Linked DNA regions of Homo sapiens: region 1 is linked to region 2. A link is an interaction called in ENCODE POLR2A ChIA-PET data of the cell type or tissue named here. Cell type or tissue: OCI-LY7. All regions are shown on one strand. Each heading gives the region's core, and the rest is flanking DNA. Links, peaks and the distances in the headings are about the cores only. Region 1 overlaps NUP107 (nucleoporin 107). Region 2 overlaps MDM2 (MDM2 proto-oncogene).

What was found. ChIA-PET counts read pairs that join two places held together with the same protein. Peaks named below come from ENCODE experiments on the same cell type or tissue, not always from the same donor. Only the 100,000 strongest peaks of a DNase experiment are listed, where the experiment ranks them.
Region 1: POLR2A ChIA-PET joins it to region 2 with 5 read pairs; 7 of 35 experiments call an interaction of 5 or more read pairs at or near these places.

What each region holds. Positions count from the first base shown.
Region 1 is chr12:68,719,961-68,736,841 of GRCh38, forward strand. NUP107 (nucleoporin 107) reads left to right here. Exons shown (of 28, transcript NM_020401.4): 15 at 1,158-1,217; 16 at 1,881-2,026; 17 at 2,144-2,192; 18 at 5,767-5,836; 19 at 6,539-6,657; 20 at 7,391-7,429; 21 at 11,150-11,300; 22 at 11,647-11,759; 23 at 12,677-12,779; 24 at 13,492-13,652; 25 at 14,748-14,873; 26 at 15,271-15,384. Among named protein-coding and RNA genes, the nearest start is that of SLC35E3, 18 kb to the right of the region's middle. In OCI-LY7, for the core only: a CTCF peak has its summit at 11,253; no DNase peak of the experiment used is centred there.
Region 2 is chr12:68,825,806-68,833,805 of GRCh38, forward strand. MDM2 (MDM2 proto-oncogene) reads left to right here. Exons shown (of 11, transcript NM_002392.6): 8 at 2,966-3,126. Among named protein-coding and RNA genes, the nearest start is that of MDM2, 22 kb to the left of the region's middle. RefSeq lists enhancers at 4,355-4,534, 5,438-6,111 and a silencer at 5,530-5,771. In OCI-LY7, for the core only: a CTCF peak has its summit at 4,595 (motif pointing right); a DNase peak (open chromatin) is centred at 4,586; H3K27ac peaks cover 1,090 bases.

The DNA of each region.
Region 1 (16,881 bases), core at 4,591-12,590, 100 kb before region 2:
TGCGTTGTTGAGAATGAAAAACAAGAGGAAGGAATTCCAGGTAGGATACATAGATTGGGAAACTCAAAGTAAGGTGGGTCTACCAGGTTGGAGTAGAATGCTTATAAAGGAAATAAAGTCAGTTCTGTTGTAACACGACATAGGTATTCAAAGTCATCACAATGTACAACATTGTGCAAAAACCCCACAGGACTTATAGGGAAATGGAGTTAAGAGAAAAATACTCAAAAACTTCATTAGTGATACATAAAATGATAAAAAGTTAATAAAAATGGTAGCACAGTTTTACATCTGTCAAACAGTTCAAAAAATACATAAATACTACAATAAATATGGCACTTTACCTTGAAAAAGGCCTAAAGTTTGCTTGTGGAATTGGATGTCAGGGTGGTAGAAGCTTTAGGGCACATGGCAGAAGTGTTTTTAAGAAGATCAGCATGGCAGTAGAAAAAATATACTTAAAATTAGATGGATAAAAGCCTGAAAAAGTAATTAGGAGCCTGTCAGAATTATTTGGACACTAAGTCATAAGGGTCTTTCCTAGGATAGTATTGATGATAATGGAAAGGAAGGAAGAGACACTGGTCAGGACCGGTGATTAGAAACAGAAGGCAGAGGTGGACTCAGTTATGCAGTAAGAGTCTCTGAAGTCTCTTGTTTGGATGATAAGAAAACTGGAAATACCATTAATAGAATCCCAAAAGTAAAATGGGGAATTAGTTAGTTCTATGTAGGAATTAAATGCAAACTAATGCATGCCTTGTTTTGATGTTGTACATAGGTCAGTATCAGAGAGTATCAGGTCAGTATCAGAATGTCAGGTATTGAGAAACATTCTAGGAGTAAATAACTATATAGATTGTATCTGGAATAAAATTTGATTTTAAATATTCAAAGCATCCACTAGAGTTGGATCTGCTTTCACCTGATATTTGGCATTTAAATGTTTTACTTTTTCCTCTAGATTTCAGCATTTATTATTTCATCACACTGAAGTTCTTCCTTGTTATTACCCCACTAGATCTTTCACTAAAGTTTAAAAACTATCAAGTGAATAGGTTCAGTCTAGAAGAGTTTGCAAGACTCCACATTATGAGGAAAATTGACATACTAAGAAAAACAATATTTCAAATTTGTTTATATTCATTGTGTTTTAGGAGCTTTTTAATAGATACGAGAGAGCAATTTATGCAGCTTTAAGTGGGAATCTTAAGCAGGTATGCAATCTGTTTTAATGTTTAAATTTTTTCTGTGGAGTAAAATTAAATAAAATATTCTAACAATTGTATATAACAAATATAAACTTAAGTTTGTATACTTAAGTATATACATACTTAAGTGTAGCAATGATAGAGATAATCATGAATCAGATAGTGACTTGTTCTGCTTAATTTGATGTATCCCATAACATGCATGGTATTTTAATGAATGAAATCAGATTTCAGTTTTTAACTAAGAATTGTAAATTTAACTCCAACACACATTTATTGATGACTTAAAATACTCATAGCTGTATGCAGAAATGTACCGGAAAGACACAGTGAGTCCTTGGGTTGTCTTACATACGCATGTTTTCTCACAACCCACTACTCCCTACATATTATAGCTATCTTTAGGGATACTATACTAATCAGTTGAAATGTCATATCAGCCTGGAAAACTGATGTTGTTGTTAACAGTATGAAAAAATCTGAACAGTTCAAACATCTTAGAAGATGTAGTTGGCGGAGGAAAGGTTATTTGGCATAATTTTTTTAAAATCTGCCGTGTTTTATATCATTATAAAGTGATTTTATAGTCTGTATCATTGGATGTAATTGCTTTTCCTTTCTTTTCTGTTGAATATGTCTATATGTTTCTGTTTTGTAATGGGGAAAAAGCTGCTTCCTGTCTGTGACACCTGGGAAGACACAGTTTGGGCCTACTTCCGGGTGATGGTGGACAGTCTGGTAGAACAGGAGATCCAGACATCAGTAGCAACTCTGGATGAAACTGAAGAACTCCCTAGAGAATATCTGGGAGCAAAGTGAGTTTGTTGGATTGTTTTGAGTCATGGTGATTTGTAGCATGCTCTTTGATGTTTCGTTTTACACCCCTTTTTCATATTATTAACATTATTCTTTTCCCGTTGTTTCTTTTGAAGCTGGACGTTAGAAAAGGTTTTTGAGGAACTTCAAGCTACTGACAAAAAGGTAAATGTTAATAGGAATATGTTAGGTATCTGGAATAGGAAACAGTGTTATTCTATTGTGCACTGTAGCTGAAAGGAAAAAGGTGGAACTTTCTCCCTTTTTCTCACCTATTAAAATAAGAATCATTCTTTGAAACGAAGAAACTTAATTACATAAATGATACATCATTTTTAGTTTTTTGTTTCGGATTAATTTCATCTAAGTATATGCACGTAAGCTATATTTATTCCTTTTTTAAAATTTAAAACACATTATGGAAAATTATTAAGACTTTATTTTCCTAGATCTTAAAATCTAATATTTTCTAAAAATTATATTCTTTTAAAAATGCTTAAACAACTGTAGTAATATTGTATGTACTTGTAACAATAAAATAATTTTAGAATGTATAAATAAAACCTTTATAGTAATTTCTACCCCTTTATGGTTATTCCCCTGAGATGATAAAACATACTGATATGTATCCTTCTATATTTCTCTCCATGATCTTACGAATATGTGTAAATAATGTAGATACTCCAATTTAGAATTTTGATTTTTGTGTTTTTCACATTTTACTACATATATTACTCTACAGCTTGATTTTTTTCATTTAATGATAATCTCCAAGTTAGTTTATTCATTTTCACTTAACCTTATTCTTTTTAATAAATACATAGTGTTCTTTAGAATAATGTATGATTTATTTTAATCATTCCCCTTTGGGTAGTATTTAGGTTATTTCTAGTGCTGTAATGAAGTTACATGTGTGTGTACTTAACTACTAGTCCTTCTGTTTCTTTGGGATAAGTTTCCTGAAAGCAGGGTTACCAGGTTAAGGAGTATAAATAAGTATATGCTTTATACATTGTATATACATACATACAGTGTTTCTGAATGAATTCTCTGAAGACATCAGGTTGTATACCTTAAAAATATATACAATAAAAATAAATAAAAAGGCCAGGTATGGTGGCTCACATCTGTAATCCCAGCACTTGGGAGGCCAAGATGGGAGGATCACTTGAGGCCAGGAGTTTAGACCAGCCTGGGCAGCATAGCAAAACTTCGTCTCTAAAAAAAAAAATTAGCTGGGTATGGTGGTGTACCCACTTGTAGTCCCAGCTCCTCCAGAGGCTGAAGTGGGAGGATCGTGGCTTCAGTGAGCTGTGATTGTACTACTGCACTGGAGCCCAGGAGGTCGTGGCTTCAGTGAGCTGTCATTGCACTACTGCACCCCAGCCTGGGCAACAGAGCAAGGCCCTGTCTCAAAGAAAAAAGAAAAATTAAATAGGTAGGTAGGTAGGTAAAGAAACATTTTGAAATGGATGCTGCATGCCTGTAATCCCAGCTACTTGGGAGGCTGAGGCAGGAGAATCACTTGAACCCAGGAGGTAGAGGTTGCAGTGAGCCAAGATCGCAACGTTGCACTCTAGCCTGAGCAACAAGAGCGAAACTCTGTCTCAAAAAAAAAGAAAAAATTGAAATGGAAAAATAATTTATTACCTGGTTGTGGCAGTTAATTCATACTTCCACAAGTAATTTATTGAATTATACATTCTCACCAGCCTCAAATGTCACACTTTTTATGTTTTGCCAATCCATCAGAGTAGGTGGGAAATAGGAACTTGCTGTTCTACTCACATTTTCTTGTCTATTCATAAGGCTGAGCATGTTTCCTTATGTTTATTGACCATTTGTGAATTTTTTGTTCATATCTTTTAGCTATTTTTCTGTGGTGTTTTATATTTTTCTTATTATTATATAGGAGCACTTGATATAGTAAGGAAATTAATGCTTTTTCTGTCAAGAGTTTATTACCAGTCTATTATTTTGGATATTCTAGCTAATGAAATAAAACAAGAAAATTAAGGAACAGATATAAATACTAGAAAGGGAAGAACATTTATATATGATAAAAATATTAGTCTAGAAACTTAAAGCTCAGTAAGTTACTAGAATTAATAAGAGAATTTGTTAAAGTAGCCAGATACAAGACAACGTTTTTTTTTTAAAAGTCAAGTCTTTCTGTGCTTGTTATAACTATTTAGAAAAGGATTTAGTACCCCCTCCCCAAAAGTTCCATTTAAACGAGTGACCAAAACTAAAGAGATCTAGGAATAAAAAATTAATCCAGGGTTTCAAGCCCTTCATTTAAAAAACTATAGAATCTTACTGAAGGACATAAAATAAGACATAAATAAATAGATATATCATGTTCCTCGATGAGGGCATTTAATATAAATGTCACTCATTCCAAAATTAGCATAAAAACCTAATGCTTTGGGGTATTACTTCTGGACAGAAAATTTTGTCAAGTAGAAGAATAATTGAGAATGGCAAGAGCATTTTGAAAAAGAACAATCTGGGTTTGGTGGCTCACACCTCTAGTCCCAGCAGTTTTGGAGGCTGAAGCAGGAGGATCACTTGAGCTCAGGAGTTTGAGACCGGCATGGACAACATGGCAAAACCCCATCTCTACAAAAAAAATTTTAAAAATTAGCCGGGTGTGGTGGCATGCTCCTGTAGTCCCAGCTTCTCAGGAGGCTGAGGTGGGAGGATCACCTGAGCCCAGGGAGGTGGAGGCTGCAGTGAGCCGTGATTGTACCACTGCACTCCAGCCTGGGCAACAGAGTGAGACTCTGTCTCAAAAACAAACAAACAAACAAAAAAAACCACACTGAAAGCAAAAAAAGTAGTTAGAGGGTACTTGCCTTACTCAATAATAACACTTAATATGAAGATACAACAAAACAGTATAGAACTGACATGAAAATAAATAGATGAGTGGAACACAAAGTCCAAACTAGATCCAAGTATATATGAGAACTTAACAGATGTCAGAGGTGACATTTCATTTCAGAGGGAAAGGGATGGTTTATTTAAATAAATGGCGCTGGCATAATTGGCTTTCCATCCAGAAGAAAACAAAGCTAGATCCTACTTCATGCCATGTAACTAAAATAAATTCCATATAGAGCAAAGGTTTGAATGTAAAAATTAATAAATGCTGAAAGAAAATTTAGACAGCCAACTAAATAAAAATTAAAATACGTTTGACAACAAAAAATGAACTATATTCTTCAAAAAATCAAGCTGCAAATAAGTTAGAAAAGGTTTTCTCTACTCTGTACCTGATCACTATTTTTTTTTTTCACCCTTGGTGCCATGTACAGAAGAGAATACTCAAAGAATGCTTTCATGTACTGCTGCTCATGTTGAAAGAAATCTTAATAGTTTATTTTGCTTAGGTCACATGAGTTCTTCCTTTCTCGTCCACCATGTGTAGTGCCAAGGTAAATAGGAATAAAATATAAGAATAAAAGTTTAATACCATTGAGAGATTAAATTGTTATAACATAGGTCTCTACTTTCAAAGATGCTTTTCAGTTCTGGATTTGTAAGCTGTGAGTATATTCCAAAGGCAGTATCCTTTCCATGTTTTATTTTGTTTTGATCTTTCTAAGGCCCTTCATTTCCAGCTTTTTCTTTCTATATGTTCCTTCAAAAGTTTAACATTTTTAGTTTAACAGTGAATATATACTACAGAATGACTGCTAGAAGATTTATGGAAAATTAAAAACTTTTTTTTCAGAGAGTTCTGGAAGAGAATCAAGAACATTATCATATAGTTCAAAAGTTTCTTATCCTGGGAGACATTGATGGTAAGATATGGTTTTATTTTACTTTGTGTTTTTTGTGTGTGTTTTTTTTTTTTTTTTTGAGACAAAGTCTCACCCTGTTGCCCAGACTGGAGTGCAGTGGCTCAGTCTCAGCTCACTGCAACCTCTGTCTCCTGGGTTCACAAGATCCTTCAGTCTCAGCCTCCTGAGTAGCTGGGATTACAGGTGTGCACCACTACGCCTGGCTAATTTTTGTATTTTTAGTAGAGACGGGGTTTCGCTGTTGGCCAGGCTGGTCTCCAACTCCTGACGTCAGGTGATCTTCCCTCCCTGGCCTCCCAAAGTGCTATATGTTATAGACATGGGATTGCAGGCATGAGCGACTGCACCCAGCCAGTTTTATTTTACTCTTTATGAGTTCTTCATTGTCTTATAGTGATTTTTTAAAGTTATCCAAACAATGCATGTGACTTACCATATCTTTTAATCTTGATAAATATTAACCTATTTGAATGCAACTATTTACTTTATGTCAGAGGTGACCTTTCATTTGGTTTTTATAAAATAAAGTTCGGATTGAACCCAAACTCTGTTTCAAAGAGGGTGTAGAGTTATATCATGGCTATTAATTATGAGACAGTGACTTGAAAGCACTATAGGAGTGAAATAAATGTTCTTGGTAATGTTTATTTTTTTCTTTTGATTTTATTCCTATTGTTGAATCTTCACTTTGATGGCTTGTAGGTTTGATGGATGAGTTTAGCAAATGGCTTTCCAAAAGCAGAAACAATCTACCTGGACACCTGCTTCGCTTTATGACTCACCTTATTTTGTTTTTCCGTACTCTGGGACTACAGACCAAGGTATATAAAAATGAACGATTTCTTCTTCTCTGTAATGTTGATGCTATATACCTATTGTCAAGAAAACACTACTTTTTTTATTATTGTTTTCTAGAAATGGTGATAAGGAATCAAAAGTCTTCCATATAGTCTTGTATAGTCACTCAATGATAACTCACTGAGAGTGGCCCTTTAGGGTTCTAGTCTGTGGCCACAGAATGCTGTTGGTTAACTGGTTTTTAATAAATTCATAACTTTATCCTTGTCTGTACCCAGCTTTAAATCAACCAGCTAAGCTAACTAAACAAAGTGAGTGCTATGTGAGATTTTAAAACTTTGTTGGTTGTTGTTTTGTTGCTTTTTTTCTAAAAAAGAAGATAACATTTTGGTCAGAGTGCATGTAGAAAGTGAATGATACAGTAGTTGAAAGCTTGGGCTTTGGAGTAGGAGTCCTGAGTATATACCCTTATTCAGCAGCTTCTATCTGTGTAACTCTGGGTAAATAAAACTTCCCTTGGTCCTAATTTCATCCTCTGTAAAATGTGAACAATAATAGTAACTACCCAAAAAGAGTTATGGTAAGGTTAAATCAGGCAGTAGATGAACTTTGGTAAGCACTTAGCTTGGTGTATAGTTACTGCTCAGTGGTAAACATTACAATTATTAAATTATTTAATAATGGAATTTGTATCAAAAATTTTGTTACTTTCATATAAGCAGTGTATTTATAATTATGTCTTTTTTTCCTATGAAGGAGGAAGTTTCTATTGAAGTTTTAAAGACATACATACAGGTAAACTTTGAGAACCTACAACCTGATTGTTTTTTACTATTTTAATGAAAACAAAACTCAGAATGATGCTATTTTAATTCTCAGTGGTAAGAAAGCATCAGAATCCATAAGAGATCTTTTAATTATCAGCACAGTTGACCTTTGAATAATGCAGGGATTAGGAAAACAACCCCCACCGCCCCGCACAATCAAAAATTCACTATAACTTTTGACTCCCCAAAAACCTAACTACTGATACCCTACTGCTGACCAGAAATCATACCAATAACATAAACACACAATTAACACATTTTGTATATTACATGTATCATATGCAGTCATCCCTCAGTATACTTGGGGGATTGGCTCCAGGACCCCCACATATAACAAAATCTGTGTATACTCATGTCCCACAGTTGGCCCTGCAGAACCTGCATATACGAAAAATTGGCCTTCCATATTTGCAGATTTCACATCCAGATAACACTGTATTTTCTAAGTTGAGTTGAAAAAAATTTATGCAGAAGTGGACCTGCACAGTTCAATCCCGTGTTGTTCAAAGCTCAACTGTACTGTATTCTTATGATAATGTAAGTTAGAGAAAAGAAAACATTACTAAGAAAATCATAAGGGGCTCGGCGAGGTGGCTCATACCGGTAATCCCAACACTTTGGGAGGCAGAGGCGAGAGGACTGCTTGAGTCCAGACGTTTGAGATCAGCCTGGGCAACATAGGGAGACCCTTCTCTCTACTACAAAAAATTTTTTTAAATTAGCAGGGCACAGTGGTTCATATCTGTAAACCCAGCTACTCGGGAGGCTGAGGCAGGAAGATCGAGTGAGCCCAGGAGTTGGAGGTTGCAGTGAGCTGTGATCTCGCCACTGCCCTCCAGCTGGGTGACAGAGTGAGACCATCTCAAAAAAAAAAAAAAAAAACAATCAGGCCAGACGTGGTGGCTTGCGCCTGTAATCCCAGCACTTTGGGAAACAGAGGTGGGTGGATCGCTTGAGCCCAGGAGTTCAAGACTAGCCTGGGAAACAGCGAAAACCTGTCTTTTTTTTTTTTTTTTTTTTGAGACGGAGTCTTGCGCTGTCACCCGGGCTGGAGTGCAGTGGCACCATCTCGGCTTACTGCAGCCTCCGCCTCCCAGGTTCAAGCGGTTCTCCTGCCTCAGCCTCCCGAGTAGCTGGGATTAAAGGTGCTGGCTAATTGTCTGTATTTTTAGTAGAGATGGGGTTTTGCTATGTTGGCCAGGCTGATCTTTAACGCCTGACCTCATGATCCACCCCCCTCAGTCTCCCAAAGAGCTGGGATTACAGGCGTGAACCACGACACCCGGCCTGGACCTGTCTTTTTTTTTTTTTTTAAGTTTAAAAATTAATAAATAACTTTTAAAAGTTAAAAAAAGAATAAATAATAAAAATCATAAGGAAGAGAAACTACGTTTATAGTACTATACTGTACCTGTTAATACTGTAAGTTTATGTTGTCTGTTTACAAGATGAATTGTCTATTTGAAATGGACAACCACAGTTACAGACCTCAATCTACAGTATATCAAGCAATTCACCTTTTTCTTGTAATCTCATGACTTTTCTCTGCTTCTTGGGAGAACTTCCAGTATCACTACTGGCACTTTGTATGGCTCCTGTGGTGTTATTAAGGGTTTATAGTATTGCACTAAAAAAAACAAGACCTGGGAAAGCTTACTTTTTATTGCAGTATGCAACTGAAGAGACCAACAGCTCTTCAGAGATGATTAGCATCACACGGCATTTTAAATGGATACTCACAGCACTTGAGCTCACCCCAGTAGTGGCAGGAAGTGGCTCTAAAGTTATTACAGTAGTATAGTATCTACTACAGTTAGTTGTATGCAGTTATGATTTAATACTGCATCTGTATGCTTGTTTACATTTCTCTAGACCACAATGTATGGTCTGTAAATGTGTGTACGTTTTGATAAATTTTAACTTTTTATAATAGATTCATATATATTTTATAGTAGTAAGTGATAAAATAGACCAGAATCTACATATAATGGATTTATGACATACCTTTTTTTTTATTTTTTATTTTTTTTTTTGAGATGGAGTCTCACTTTGATGCCCGGGCTGGAGTGTAGTGGCATGATCTTGGCTCACTGCCACTGCAGCCTCTGCCTCACCGGGGTCAAGCGATTCTCTGGCCTCAGCCTCCCAAGTAGCTGGTATTACAGGTGTGCACCACCACGCCTGGCTAATTTTGTATTTTTAGTAGAGACGGGGTTTCACCACGTTGGCCAGGCTGGTCTCAAATTCCTGACCTCAGGTGATCCAGCAGCCTCGGCCTTCCAAAGTGCTAGGATTACAGGTGTGAGCCACTGGCCTACCTAGCTTTTTCTTAATTTACTCAGTATTTCTAGGCTATTAATTTGTTTGTGAGTCTTTTTTTTTTTTTTGAGACGGAGTCTCACTCTCTCGCCCAGGCTGGAGTGCAATGGCGCAATCTCAGCTCACTGTACTGTACCCTCTGCCTCTTGGGTTCAAGCATGAATATTTTTCAAATTGTCACAAATCTCCAAAAAATGTTCTAATATATATATATTTAAATTAATGTATTTATTTATTTAGAGATAGGATGTTGTTCTGTCACTCAGGCTAGAGTTCACTGGCTAGATCATAGCCCATTGTAACCTCAGACTCCTGGGCTCAAACAGTCTTCTCCCCTCAACCTCCCAAGTAGCTGGTACTATAGACACGTGCCACCATGGCCAGCAAACTTATTTTTTATTTTTTTGTAGAGACTGGGTCTCACTATGTTGGCCAGGCTAATCTCAAACTCCTGCCCTCAGGGGTGATACTACCTTTTTTTTTTTTTTTTTTTTTGAGAGAGTCTCACTGTCACCCAGGCCGGAATGTGGAGTGTGGTGGAATGATCTCAGCTCACTGCAACCCACCTCCCAAGTTCAAGTGATTCTCCTGCCTCAGCCTCCCAAGTAGCTGAGATTACAGGCATGCGCCACCACGCCTGGCTAATTTTTGTATTTTTAGTAGAGACAGGGTTTTGTCTTGTTGGCCAGGCTGGTCTTGAACTCCTGGCCTTAGGTGATCCGCCTGCCTCAGCCTCCCAGAGTGCTGGGATTATAGGCAAGAGCTACCAGGCCTGGTCTCAAGTGATACTTCTGCCTCAGCCTCCCAAAGTACTGGAATTACAGGCGCAAGCCACCATACCCAGCCAATTTTCCAATATATTTATCGAAAAAAATCCACGGTTCAAACCTGTGCAGTTTAAGAGCCAACTGTACTCACTTTTTGGAATTTAAAATTATTCTGGGCTGGACACAGGGGCCCATGCCTGTAATCCCAGCACTTTAGGAGGCCAAGGTGGGCAGATCACTTGAGCCCAGGAGTTTGAGACCAGCCTGGGCAGCATAGTGAAAAGCCATCTCTACTAAAAAAAAATACAAAAAATTAGCAGGGCATAGTGGCATGTGCCTGTAGTCCCACCTACCCGGGAGGTTGAGGTGGGAGGATCACCTGAGCCCAGGAGACAGGTTGCAGTGAGCCATGATCATGCCACTGTACCCTAACCTGGGTGACAGAGTGAGACCCTGTCTCAAACAAATAAATATAAAATAAAATTATTCTGTTTAGCAACACAAATCCACATCTGTATGAACCTCTCCTGAATACATTTGAAATTTTGAAGTATACTTTTAATTTTATTATTGACATACTTTGATCTTTTTCTATTTTTTAGCTTTTAATAAGAGAGAAACATACAAATCTTATAGCATTTTATACCTGTCATTTGCCTCAAGACCTAGCTGTTGCCCAGTATGCATTATTTTTGGAAAGTGTTACAGAATTTGAACAGCGCCACCATTGCCTGGAGTTGGCTAAAGAAGCAGGTAAAAATGGTTGAAAACTTTGTCTTTTGGCCTTTCTAGGCAAATGTTCATTTTGGCTGTAGTAACATTTGTCCTTATAGTTTTAAATCTTATTTCTGTTGAGGGGAAAAGAGGAATAAAATTTTCAGGGAATTTCTGTTTTAGGACTAAAGTTACTTATGCTGTAACTCATATGTAAAATATCTTTTAATTCTGGCATTTTCTTTTATATAAATATCTTTCATATTTTACATATTTTATTTTTAAGGAATTACTGTTCCAAATTTACTGAATCATTATGACTATTTAGAGAATATTAGTATCAATGATTAATCTTTGTTTTTTGTCGCTTCAAAAAATTATTTAGATTTGGATGTTGCAACAATAACAAAAACTGTAGTTGAGAATATTCGAAAGAAAGATAATGGTGAATTTAGTCATCATGACCTGGCCCCAGCCCTAGATACTGGCACTACTGAGGTAATTTGGGATGGGGGGGCAGAGGTTTCTATAACTTCTAATAATCTTTTATGTTATTCCTTGGTGAACTTCTCCCTTCGTAAAAGAAGTTCTATTAGGTTTTCTTTTTTAAGAATGTGTCTTTGTCAGCCCAGACCTTTTAAATTTAAAGTCTTATGTAAAGGATTACTTATAGTAGTATGTTAAAGGAGCTTCTTTAATAGAAAAAAATCTCAGCTTTGGCTTGTTGCTCATCAGGTTATTTTAAATACTTGATTAATCACTAACTTATGTAGCTTGCTTACTCATATTTTCAGAAAGGAATAGAAAGTTATATCTAAGAAAACTATTTTAGAGTAACATTTAAAGGAATCACGTGGTTAAGTTGGTAAGGCATACAATATATAATTCCAGATTAATATTTTCTATAATTTATTTTTATTTTTATTTTCTTGAGACAACAAGGTCTAGCTCTGTTACCAAGGCTGGAGTGCAGTGGCGCTATCTCTGCTTACTGCAACCTTCGCCTTCTAGGCTCAAGCCACCCTCCCTCAGTCTCCCGAGTAGCTGGGATTACAGGCATGTGCCACCATGCCTGGCTAATTTTTTGTATTCTTTGTAGAGAAGGGGTTTTGCCATGTTGTCCAGGCTGGTCTCGAACTCATGAGCTCAAGAGATCCGCTCGCCTGGGCTTCCCAAAGTGCTGGGATTACGGGTGTGAGCCAGCATGCCCAGCAGTATTTTCTATAATTTAATAGAGAGCTGTTAAATATGAAAATACACTAAGGAAAGTTAGATGCTTTCATAATTTTGTATAACTTGAGAGAAAATGATGTTTACTGGAAGTACAGGTGTAAGTTAATTCTACTAATTTGTAGAATATCTTTAAAAAAAAAACTCTGATATTCCTTTTTCTTTTTTTCCCCTTTAATAAATAGGAGGATCGTTTAAAAATTGATGTAATTGACTGGTTGGTATTTGACCCAGCGCAGAGGGCAGAAGCACTGAAACAAGGCAATGCAATTATGAGAAAATTCTTGGGTATAGTATATTTTTATGCAGCTTCAAACTCCTGGGCTCCATTCTTCTTCCTACCTCAGCCTCCCAAGTAGCTGGGACTACAGGCACCCACCACCACACCCACCTAATTTTTAAAAAATTTTTTCTAGAGATGGGGTCTCACTATGTTGCCTAGGCGGGTCTCGAACTCCTGGCCTGAAGCAATCCTCCCACCTCAGCCTCCTGAAGTGCTGGGATTATAGGCGTGAACCACCACACCCAGATTTTTTATTCTTTTTTAAAACGTTTTTGTTCAAATTCGTGTATTTTTGAATTTGGGGTGGGGGGTTGCTTTTTGTTTTTGATCCTTCCATAGGGAGGAGAAAACCAGCCACTCTTTATCTATCAAACCTGGTATTATGAAACAAAATATATTTTAATGGTGAATTTTCATTGTCCTAATCAATTTTGCAAATAATCTCAAGGCTATCCGACTTTGAAAAATGAATTGCTTTAAGACATAAAAGTATGTAAAAGTAACTGCATTTGATGTATCCTTTTGTGATAGTATCACATTGAGATACGAAAAAGCCAGTCTATCAGGTAGAAAGATCACCAAGACCTTTAACAGAGTGCCTTGGGCCCTGAAATAGTTACAGGTCACTGTAAAATTGGTAAACCAGTGATTTGACTCCTTTAGAAACCATTACAGAGAAGTCCGTAGGCATTCAAAATTGTGTATCTTTTTTCACAGCATCAAAAAAGCACGAAGCTGCAAAAGAAGTATTTGTGAAAATTCCTCAGGATTCTATAGCAGAAATCTATAATCAGTGCGAGGAACAAGGAATGGAAAGTCCACTTCCTGCTGAAGATGATAATGCTATCCGAGAACATTTGTGCATCAGAGCTTATTTGGTGAGACTGTAAAGAAAGCCACAGATGTGCCTACTTCATGATGATTTTTCGGATTCACTCTCAGAGTTTGAACTTTTTTCTAGAAGTAGTGTTGGTTCATCTTACCTCTCTTGTGACTATAGTGCTGACTCATCCACAAGGGGACTGACTTCATGACCTTATCTTCATTAGCATGATTCTCTAATCAATGCTAACCAACCAAGATCATCTCACATGGTAGATAGTGTCTATGATGTCTGGAAGTTATGTTTTCTTAAGATTTTGTGATGCATGTCTCAGCTTTAAATTTCTGCTTTTTTCAATAACTGAGAAAAAGCAAGATGCTCTAGGTTTGTTATGACTAAAATAGCAGCATACTCATTCAAAATTCATTCAAGGCTAGATGCGGTGACTCACGCCTATAATCCCAACACTTCGGGATGCCAAGGCAGAAGCATTGCTTGAGCCTGGGAGTTCAAGACTGGCCTGAGCAACACAGTGAGACCCCTGCATCTCTACAAAAAAATAAAACAAAATTAGCCAGGCATGGTAGCATGTACTTGTAGTCCCAGCTTCTTCAGAGGCTGAGGTGGGAGGATCGCATGAGCCCAGGGAGTTGAGGCTGCAGTGAGCAGAGATCATGCCTTGTCTTTATTAGATCATGTACTCCAGTCTGGGTGACAGAGCAAGGTCCTGTCTCAAAAACAAAAAAAAAATTTTATTCAATAAATAATTATGTAATTACAGTGGGTTAGGTAGTAGGGCCAAATCTGTGGATAGCACCCTATCCTTGCCCTCTAAAAACTAATAGGCTAGTTAAGAAGACAAGTACACATGCATATGTTACAGAGCGATGAATGTCAAGATACATATACGATCAGGGTGCTCAGATTGGAGAATATGCCAGAAAACACAATATATATACCTTGTTTGTCACTTGACAAAACATTTATTCATGATATGAATTTTTGGAGGGAAAAAAATATATATTGAACAGTTTTATTTCTTGATGCTGCAAAATTATTTCTAAGAATCAAATGTTAAAAATGTTGGTGAAACGATAAAAGTGAAAACTTTTGTTATTTTATATTTTGGTTTTTTTATTTCACATTTTAGGAAGCCCATGAAACCTTTAATGAGTGGTTTAAGCATATGAATTCAGTTCCACAAAAACCTGCTTTGATACCTCAACCAACTTTTACTGAGAAAGTGGCTCATGAACACAAAGAAAAGAAATATGAAGTAAGTTAAATATGGATCTAGGATGTGCCTACTGCATCTTATAAATGTGTGTTGTATATTTAAAGAGATCGTTTCTTCAGCAACTATCTTTCGATCATAACAGGTAATCTCCCTGTTAATGTCCTGCTTTGGAAGATGCAATCTGTTTAGTTACTTTTCTGTAGGTAATTAACCAAACATGAAAAATGCCTTCAGGTGACATGAGCGTTCATTTACAAAGTTAACATTTTAGCGTTTTACTTAACTGCAGTCTGTTGATACTTATTTTTGTACTTGGCAGACTGAAACATCAACTCTTTAGAATGATGTTCTATATGTATGTTCCTGTCTGTATTTTCCAAATACATTATTTATTGGGTTTTATCCATTATATGTCTGCCTTGTGTTTGTTTTGCAGATGGATTTTGGTATTTGGAAAGGGCATTTGGATGCCCTAACTGCTGATGTGAAGGAGAAAATGTATAACGTCTTGTTGTTTGTTGATGGAGGGTGGATGGTGGATGTTAGAGAGGTAAGCTGTGTGCATTGTTTATAGCCAAAAACCAAAACACTCACCATGTTCTTTTTTAAAAATATTCTGTCTCTAAATGGGAGCATCTACAGATTTTACATAATTGTAGATATAGCTAAATCCCATGTTTTAAGCTAAACTGAAAATACTACCTAGGGAATGGGAATATTTGATTCTTGGATAAACTATTAGTTCACATTTACTATGTTCACAGAGGATACAAAAATCTAATTTTTAAAAAATTCTGGACCTAAAAATTTAATTATACATGTATGTCACTCCATTTACAGATATAAAGATAACTCGAGTAGTATCAGTAAGGCATAGCTAAGGTAGGGGCTCTCACCTCTGGGCTGTCCATTTTAATGACCTGGCAGACTTTTTAAAAACACTACAGGGTTCCACTCCCAGAGATTATGGTGTAATTGGTCTGAGGTAGGGCTGGGGTTTATTTTTGTTTTTTTAATCACTTGCAGTGCTTTAATATAATATATAGCCTGTGTTGAGAACCAGCTACAGAAGTATCAAGTGCCATAAGAAAGGCACAGGTTAAGTATTTTCTGAGTCCAGGAAAAGAAAAGATTGTTTTCACCTGAAAGGGAACTGGAACGTATGCTTGAAATGTATAGCATTTGACTGAATCTTGAACATACTGGTAGAATTTGGATGAGCTGAGATGGGAGAAAGGAAGGATACTGAGATAATAGTCATATAAGGGAAAGACATTGCAGCCTGACCCTGGTGCATGACAGAAACAGTGAGTAGCTTAGTTTATCCTCTGTAGACCTGAGGAGCTGTCTGAGAGCTGGAAATACTGGCTTCTTGGATATTTGATGTGTTATTTTGAACAAAGAAAACAGTAAGTGTTCTTGGTATCTTTCCTTTTGCCATTCTTCATACCCTCATCTATTTAGTACTTTTTCTTTAATTTTAGCTATTGCATTTTTTTTTTAGCCTGTCTTCTCTGACCAGAAGGAGGAAAAAGAATACAGGCAGGACAGCGAACTAAATTTGAGCCCCTATTTGCCACTATTACTGATGGAGTAATTATCTTAAATGTCTCCACTTTATTTTTTCTTTTTTTGTTTTAGAGACAAGGTCTTGCTCTATCACCCAGGCTGGAGGACAGTGGCTTCATCATAGCTCACTGCAGCCTCAAACTTCTGGGCTCAAGCAGTCCTTCTGCCTCAGCCTCCCCAGTAGCTAGGACAACAAGCACACACCACCATGCCTGGCTTTTTTGTTTGTTTGTTTTTGACACAGGATCTTGCTGTGTTGCCCAAGCTGGTCTTGAACTTCTAGCCTCAAGCTGTCCTCCCACCTTGGCCTCCTGAAGTGCTGCGATTACAGGCATGAGTCAATGTGTCGCCACCTTTTTTTTTTTTTTTTTTTTTTGAGAAAGAGTTTTGCTCTTGTCGCCCAGGCTGGAGTGCAATGGCACAATCTTGGCTCGCCTCCCAGATCCTCTTGCCTCAGCCTCCCAAGTAGCTGGGATTA
Region 2 (8,000 bases), core at 1-8,000:
AATGAACCCAGACCAGAATCTCGTACATGCGGGCAGAAGACAGGAAGGGCAGAGGTGTCTAGGGCAGAGGTGGAACTAGAACAAATGGTAGTTACTTGGGGAAAAGGTGAAGTTAGATCTGTACCTTATGCCAAAATGAATTTCAAATGAGTTTAAAAGTTAAATGAAAAATAGAATACAACATATTTGAAAGATAGTCACTTTAAATTTGACTGTTAATATCTGTATTACATAAAAAGTCTTCCCAAATCAATAAGGAAAACATTAAAACTTCAAATAGCAAAAAGGGCAGACAGTTCACAAAAATTTCTCACAGTAAATACGAATGACTAATAAATATGGGGAGAGGGTGAATTTTGGTGATTTTTAGCTTTACAGATAGTAAAAAATGCCAAAAGGGTGTCCTTTTGATCTATCAAATTAGTAAAAATAAAATTTTTACTCATCCTTACTCATCAGTGCTAATAACTTGTGTATTAGCACTGATAAACTGTTGGTCTGTAAATTGGTAAAAGTGGGTAAAAATTGATTAAATTTTTCGGATTATAAAAAAGCTTAGATGGCCTGGTGCGGTGGCTCACACCTGTAATCCCAGCACTTTGGAAGGCCGAAGCGGGTGGATCTCTTGAGGTTAAGAGTTCGAGACCAACCTGGCCAACATGGTGAAACCCCATCTCTATTAAAAATACAAAAATTAGCCAGGTGTGGTGGCAGGCGCCTGTAATCCCAGCTACTTGGGAGGCTGAGGCAGGAGAATCGCTTGAACCTGGGATGTGGAGGTTGCAGTGAACCAAGGTCGCACCACTGCACTCCAGCCTGGGGTACAGAGTGAGACTCCCTCTTAAAAAAAAAAAAAAAAGAAAAGAAAAAAAAGTCTTAGAGTTCTTAACATTATCCTAGTAACTCCATTTCTAGTAATCTATCCTAAGGATGTAATAAAAAATTCAAAGATTTATATGTAGAGATACTAATTACAGCATTATTTATAATTGCAGCCCGGCCAAGATCACCTTTTTAAAAATAGGGAACACAAACATGATTAAGAACTCACGTGCAGAACTTGTGATCTCGATAAAACGTAAAAATCCCGGCCAGGTCCAGTGGCTCACGCCTGTAATCCCAGCACCTTGGGAGGCCGAGGAGGGAGGATCACGAGGTCAGGAGATTGAGACCATCCTGGCTAACACGGTGAAACCCCGTCTCTACTAAAAATACAAAAAAAATTAGCCGGGCACAGTGGTGGGCACCTGTAGTCCCAGCTATTCAGGAGGCTGAGGCAGGAGAATTGCTTGAACCCAGGAGGTGGAGGTTGCAGTGTGCCGAGATTGTGCCATTATACTCCAGCCTGGGGGACAAGAGTGAGACTTTGTCTCAAGAAAATGATAAAAAAAGTCCTTTCAGAAATCTGTGATACTATCTCATTTTAATTTTTGTCATTCTCATGGGTGAAAAATGATATCATTTCACTTTGCATTTCTTTGATCCCTAGGAGGTAAGAGTTTTTTTTTCTATTACTCAAGTACATGACTCAAGATTTTTCATATGTTTATTAGTCATTTGTATTTCTTCTGTGACTTGCTTTTTCCTGTTTCCTTAAAAGAAAATACAGTCTATCTTGATTTGGTAGGACTTTGTATAATATGTATACTATGGGTAATTTTTACTATATATGTTGCAGATATTATCTTCGAATTTGACCTTTGCCTTTTAACTTTTGTTTGGTATTTTATTTTGTCATGTAAACCTTGACATGGTCTAATCTTGATAGTCTTTTTATTGAGGACTTTGCAGTATTATGAAATACTTCTCCACCCCAGCATTATAAGAATATTTTGTTATAGGTACTTGAATGGTTTTGTTCTTTATATTTAGATCTTTAATCCACCTGGAATTCATTTTTATGTCTAGTATAAGGTAGTATTCTCATTTATGTCTAACGGATTTGTCTAACATTCTGACCCATTCAGAGATAATTTATTATTTAAAATGAAATGGAAACTTTTTACTGGTTTTGATTTCTGTTTAAAATATAGGGTACTGAAGAGCCGGGCTTAGTGGCTTAGGCCTGTAATCCCAGCACTTTGGGAGGCTGAGGCAGGAGGATCACTTAAGGCCAGGAGTTTGAGACCAGTGTGGCCAACATGGTGAAACCCTGTCTCTACCAAAAATACAAAAATTATCCAGGCATGGTGGTGTGCACCTTTAATCCCAGCTACTTGGAAGCTGAAGTCACAAGAATCACTTGAACCTGGGAGGCAGAGGTTGCAATGAGCTGAGAATGTACCACTGCACTCCAGCCTGGGTGGTCGAGTGTGACTCTGTCTCAAAAGAAAAAGTGTAGGGTACTGAAGAAATTGAAACATTAAGAATACCATATGAGTAAATTAAACACTTTGGCTCTTTTCGGAAAAAAACAGATGAGCTCTTATATTTTAAAGTTTGGTTTTGACAGAAAAAAATTCCTAGATTTTTTGGTTAATAAAAACTTTATTAGATAGATTAAATTGTGATGTATGGAGATAAAGTTCTGAAAGAAGAATAGAAAGCTTTTTAAAAATAGTATTCTCAGCCTAGGCAACATGGTGAAACCCTGTCTATGCAAAAAATACAAAATGGTGCATTCCTATGGTACCGTTCCTATGGTACCAGCTACTCGGGAGGCTGAGGTTGAGGTGGGAGGATCACTTGAGCCCATGAGGCAGAGGTTGCAGTGAGCCGAGATTGTGCCTCTGTACTCCAGCCTGGGTGACAGAGCAAGACCCTTTCTCAGACAATAAATAAATAAACAAATAAATAAATACACACAGATAGTGTTCTGCTGTAACAGTTGGACAGATTCAATAAAACAGTGTTAACTTTTGAACTAATTTTATTGAAACTAAGTTTCTGTACAAATAGGTACTCAAAACAGCTCAATTTTCTAAATCACAGTACAGCAATTTATTTTTTTTCCTTACATATCCAGAAGAAAATTCAGATGAATTATCTGGTGAACGACAAAGAAAACGCCACAAATCTGATAGTATTTCCCTTTCCTTTGATGAAAGCCTGGCTCTGTGTGTAATAAGGGAGATATGTTGTGAAAGAAGCAGTAGCAGTGAATCTACAGGGACGCCATCGAATCCGGTAATGTTCTCATTTTAAGTAAGGCAAGACTCTTACTGTTCAAAGTCTAGTCCTGGCAGTCCTAATAAGGATACGGATAGAATGTACATGTGTCTTACGAGATTGATAGAAAACACAGTGCTAAATTTTACTTTAAAATAAAACTACTATATTGATCTCCACCTTCAACCCAAGGTATTGTGAGAAATGTGGAAAATAGTGGAGTAACACCGGTATTGGTAAAATTAGTAGTAGTATTAGTAATTATCAATGTCACTGTATGTATTAGAGAATATTTGTGGACCACTGCACCAATAGTACAGTCAAATAAATTGGAGTATAGAGTTGTTTGAGAATTTGAGAGTTACACTTTTTAAAAAAGGAACAAAACCAAAAATTTGGTTCAGTTAAATATTTTAGCATTTTAAGGCAAATTTGACTATTTAGAGTAAAAATATATTTTATTACAGCCATCAGCAAAAAAGTCAGCATAGTCTGAACTTAACATTTGCCAAATAGGTCTAGACATCAGGTAAGTTCTATTTACTTATGCTGTAAAATACAGGTTTATACTGGGCTGGGTGCGGTGGCTCATGCCTGTAATCAGTACTTTCGGAGGCTGAGGCGGGTGGATCACCTGAGGTCAGGAGTTCAAGACCAGCATGGCCAACAAGATGAAACCATGTCTTTACTGAAAATACAAAAATTAGCCAGGCGTGGTGGCGCATGCTTGCAGTCCCAGCTACTTGGGGGCCTGAGGCAGGAGAATCGCTCGAACCCAGGAGTTGGAGGTTGCAGTGAGCTGAGATTGTGCCACTGCACTCTAGCCTGGGTGACAGAGCGAGACTCCATCTCAAAAAAAAAAAAAAAAAATGCAGGTTTATTATTGCATGGATGACGGGAGAGTATCAGTACTTTCTCATTACTAATACAGACTTCCAAAATATTAGTGAGCAGCATTTCTTAAGAGATGTCACTGAAAGAAGTTTGGTAAAAAATTTTTTTGTTAACAAGAATGCTTGACAAATGGAATATTTTGTTTTGTATGTCTTTAATCAAGCTTGTCCAACCCATGGCCTGTGGGCCATATGCCAGGATGGCTTTGAATGTGGCCCAACACAAATTCATAAACTTTCTTAAAATATTATGATTTTTTTTTTTACAATTTTTTTTCTGCTCATCAGCTATTGTTAGTGTATTTTATGTGTGGCCCAAGACAATTCTTCCAATGTCGCCCACGGAAACCAAAGGATTGGATACATTTTTTGGTAATATGGCAGTGTCTCATGGCCATTATTCTGGGTATTAGTAATCATTGTATAGTACTCTAGAAGATGTAGGAAGTGGAACCAATTGTGATAGTAATCCTAGTCTTTTACCTATTCTTGTTACTTCCTGTATTATCTTTTTTTCTCTTCCAAAGCAGTGATTGTATGAACGCATACCTGCCCTCTAGAGTTACTGTACCTAACGGAGCTGTTACTTATGTAGACCGCTAGATGGCATGATGAGCTCCTGCTCAGTCTGAGAGCAGGTTCTTCATTTGTAGATATTTAAGTTTATACCAAATTCCATACAGTTGAGATGGCACTGCAGATACAGTGGTAGTCAAGGTAGATATGGTTCTTGCCTTCATTGGGAGATAGATCATTAATGACAAAAATGAAAACATTTAATAAATCCAGTGGAAAAAATAGGCTCTTGAGCGGAAATATATGTGATAAAATTGAATCCAATTAAAACTTGATGAGTATCCAACCTACAAGTTTGGTTAAAAAGAGAATTATTATACCCTATTTATTTATTTATTGAGATTGAGTCTCTCTGTCTCCCAGGCTGGAGTGCAGTGGTGCAATCTTGGCTCACTGCAACCTCCACCTCCCCGGTTCAGGCGATTCTCATGTCTCAGCCTCCTGAGTAGCTGGGATTACAGGCTCCCATCACCACACCTGGCTAATTTTTGTATTTTTAGTAGAGATGGGGTTTCACTATGTTGGCCAGGCTGGTCTTGAGCTCCTGACCTCAAGTGATCTGCCTGCCTTGGCCTCCCAAAGTGTTGGGATTACAGATGTGAGCCACCTGCCCGGACCCCTATTTAATGTATAGTTTTTGTTAAAGTTATATCAGAATTCTAGCTGAATGATATTTAGAGTCCTTGTTCCTGCTTTGTACCTGGGACACTGCCTTGTTACTGATATGGCTTTGAGGAGTAGAGGAACACCAGGTTTTTTGTTTTGAGTTGAATTAGATAAAACGACACGGACACACGTGGAGTGGTTTTAAGGAGCAGAGCGTTTAATAGGCAAGAAGGGAGAAGGCAGAAGGAAGAAGCTCCCCCTTACACAGACAGAGGGAGGGGGGCTCTAAAGCTGAAAGAGGAGACCTTACATTCTGACAATACTAGCCAGTTTTATGTGACGGCTGGAGGGGGTGGTGTCTTATTTGCATAGGGCTCAGAGGATTGGTTTGACCAGGCATGTCATTTAGCCCTCAAGAAAACTGGCCCTCCCACCCCAGTCCTTTAATACACAAATGCAGGATGCCATGACATTTTACACACGGGGTTATGTGGGGGCGGCCATGCTGTTAGGTACCTGATGGAGCAAGGGCAAGAGGACAACGGTGGGAATCGCCATGTTGGGTGGACCCTCTTGCATTTGCATCTTAAAGGTTGCCAGCCTTTAAGAGCCAGGGCTTTTATGCTAGACAAGAAATTTTTCTGGAGCTACGAAAAACCTTCCAAGGACCACTTTTCCTCTCCATTTGCCTAAAATAATTTCTTAATAACTCGTGTGGAGTAGAGGGGTATTTCTTTTTTTCTTTTTGTTAGTCCTGTCCTGCATTCTCTTAAAAAATCCTATCTATAAAAAATCTCAGCCGGGCGTGGTGGCTCATGCCTGTAATCCCAGCACTTTGGAAGGCCCAGGCGGGCGGATCACCTGAGGTCAGGAGTTCAGGACCAGCCTCGCCAACATGTTGTGAAAACCCATCTCTACTAAAAATACCAAAAATTAGCTGGGCATAGTGGCGGGCACCTGTAATCTAGCTACTCAGGAGGCTGAGACAGGAGAATCGCTTGAACCCGGGAGGCGGAGGTTGCAGTGAGCTGAGATCACGCCATTGCACTGCAGCCTGGGCAACGAGAACGAAATTCCATCTCAAACAACAACAACAAAATCTCGTTTTTCAGGTTAAGTCCCTAGTTGTGAAAGCTTTTGGTAGGGCCAGTTTTTTTTTCTTCTTCGTTTTAATTTCCCTCATTTGAGAATGTTGTAGTCATCATTGGGTGTCATCATTCACCAGTTTGTGAAGGGAGTTAAAGGAAAGTGCATTCCTCTCCCATCTTTTCTTTCTTTGGGGTTTAATAAATTGTGGGAAACTAAGACTGTGTTCTAGACTGTACACCATGCAGTTTATATTATGATCTTCTGTCATCTTTGCAGCCTCAGATTCCATTTTTAGCTAAGACTGGGGTTTTAAATAACTTGTTTAAGGTTCCTACAACTAATTGTCACAATTGGAATTCAAACAATTCTAGGTATTTTTGACTACAAAGATCTAAGATCTTTGCAGAGCAAGCCTATCTGATGCTTAAAAAAATATATATTTTTTAAATTTTTGAGACAGTCTCTCACTCCGTTGCCCAGGCGGGAGTGCAGCGCATGATCATGGCTTACTGCAACCTCAACCTCCTGGGTTCAAGCAATCCTTCCTCCTCAGCCTTGAGAGTTAGCTGGGACTACAGGTGTGCACCACCACACCTGGCTAATTTTTTTTACTTTTTTTTTTTCAGAGATGAGATCTTGGCCTGTTGCCCAGGCTGGTCTCAAACCGCTGGGCTTATGTGATTCTCCTGCTTTGGCTCCCAGAGTATTGGGATTACAGGCATGAGCCACCACCTCCAGCCTGATGCTTTTTAAATATATAGTATTTAGGTCTGGTGCAGTGGCTCATGCTTGTAATCCCAGCACTTTGGGAGGCTGAGGCGGGCGGATCACAAGGTCAGGAGATCGAGACCATCCTGGCTAACACGGCGAAACCCCGTCTCTACTAAAAATACAAAAAATTAGCCGGGCGTGGTGGCGGGCACCTATAGTCCCAGCCACTGGGGAGGCTGAGGCAGGAGAATGGCGTGAACCCAGGAGGTGGAGCTTGCAGTGAGCCGAGATGGTGCCACTGCACTCCAGCCTGGGTGACAGAGCGAGACTCTGTCTCCAAAAAAAAAAAAAAAAAAAAAAAATATATATATATATATATTTATATTTAAATAATGTATAAATATATAATATATAATTATAAATCTATTATATATTAATGTATATTATATATTACATTGTTATATATATTTATATAATTATATATTTATATAAATATAAATATATATATTTATATAAATATAAAAATATAATTATATAAATATAAAAATATATATTTATGTAAATATAAATGGGCAGGCACCTGTATATATTATATATATTACTATTTATATAAATATAAATATATATTTTAAATATTTATTTTATATATTTTAAAAATATATATAGAGAGAGATAATTTAATAGTTTCTGGGGCATTCTTTTGCGAACATTAGCCAAAACTTTAAAAACCACTCCCAATATTGCATTTTTTCATGGTATTTTTTATAGTATTTTTATAGTATCCTAGGACAGGAGTTGGCAAACTTTCTGTAAAGAGCCACATAGTTAATTATTTGGGCTCTGCCGGGCCATGGTTTCTGTCACAGCTACTCAGCCCCGCTCTTGTAATGCAGGAGCAACTGTAGACAACAAGTCAACAAATAGGCATGGCTGTGTTCAATAAAACTTTATTTATAAAAGTCGATGGGTGATGGGCCACAGTTTGCAGACCCCTACCGTAGAGTATGTTTTCTGAGA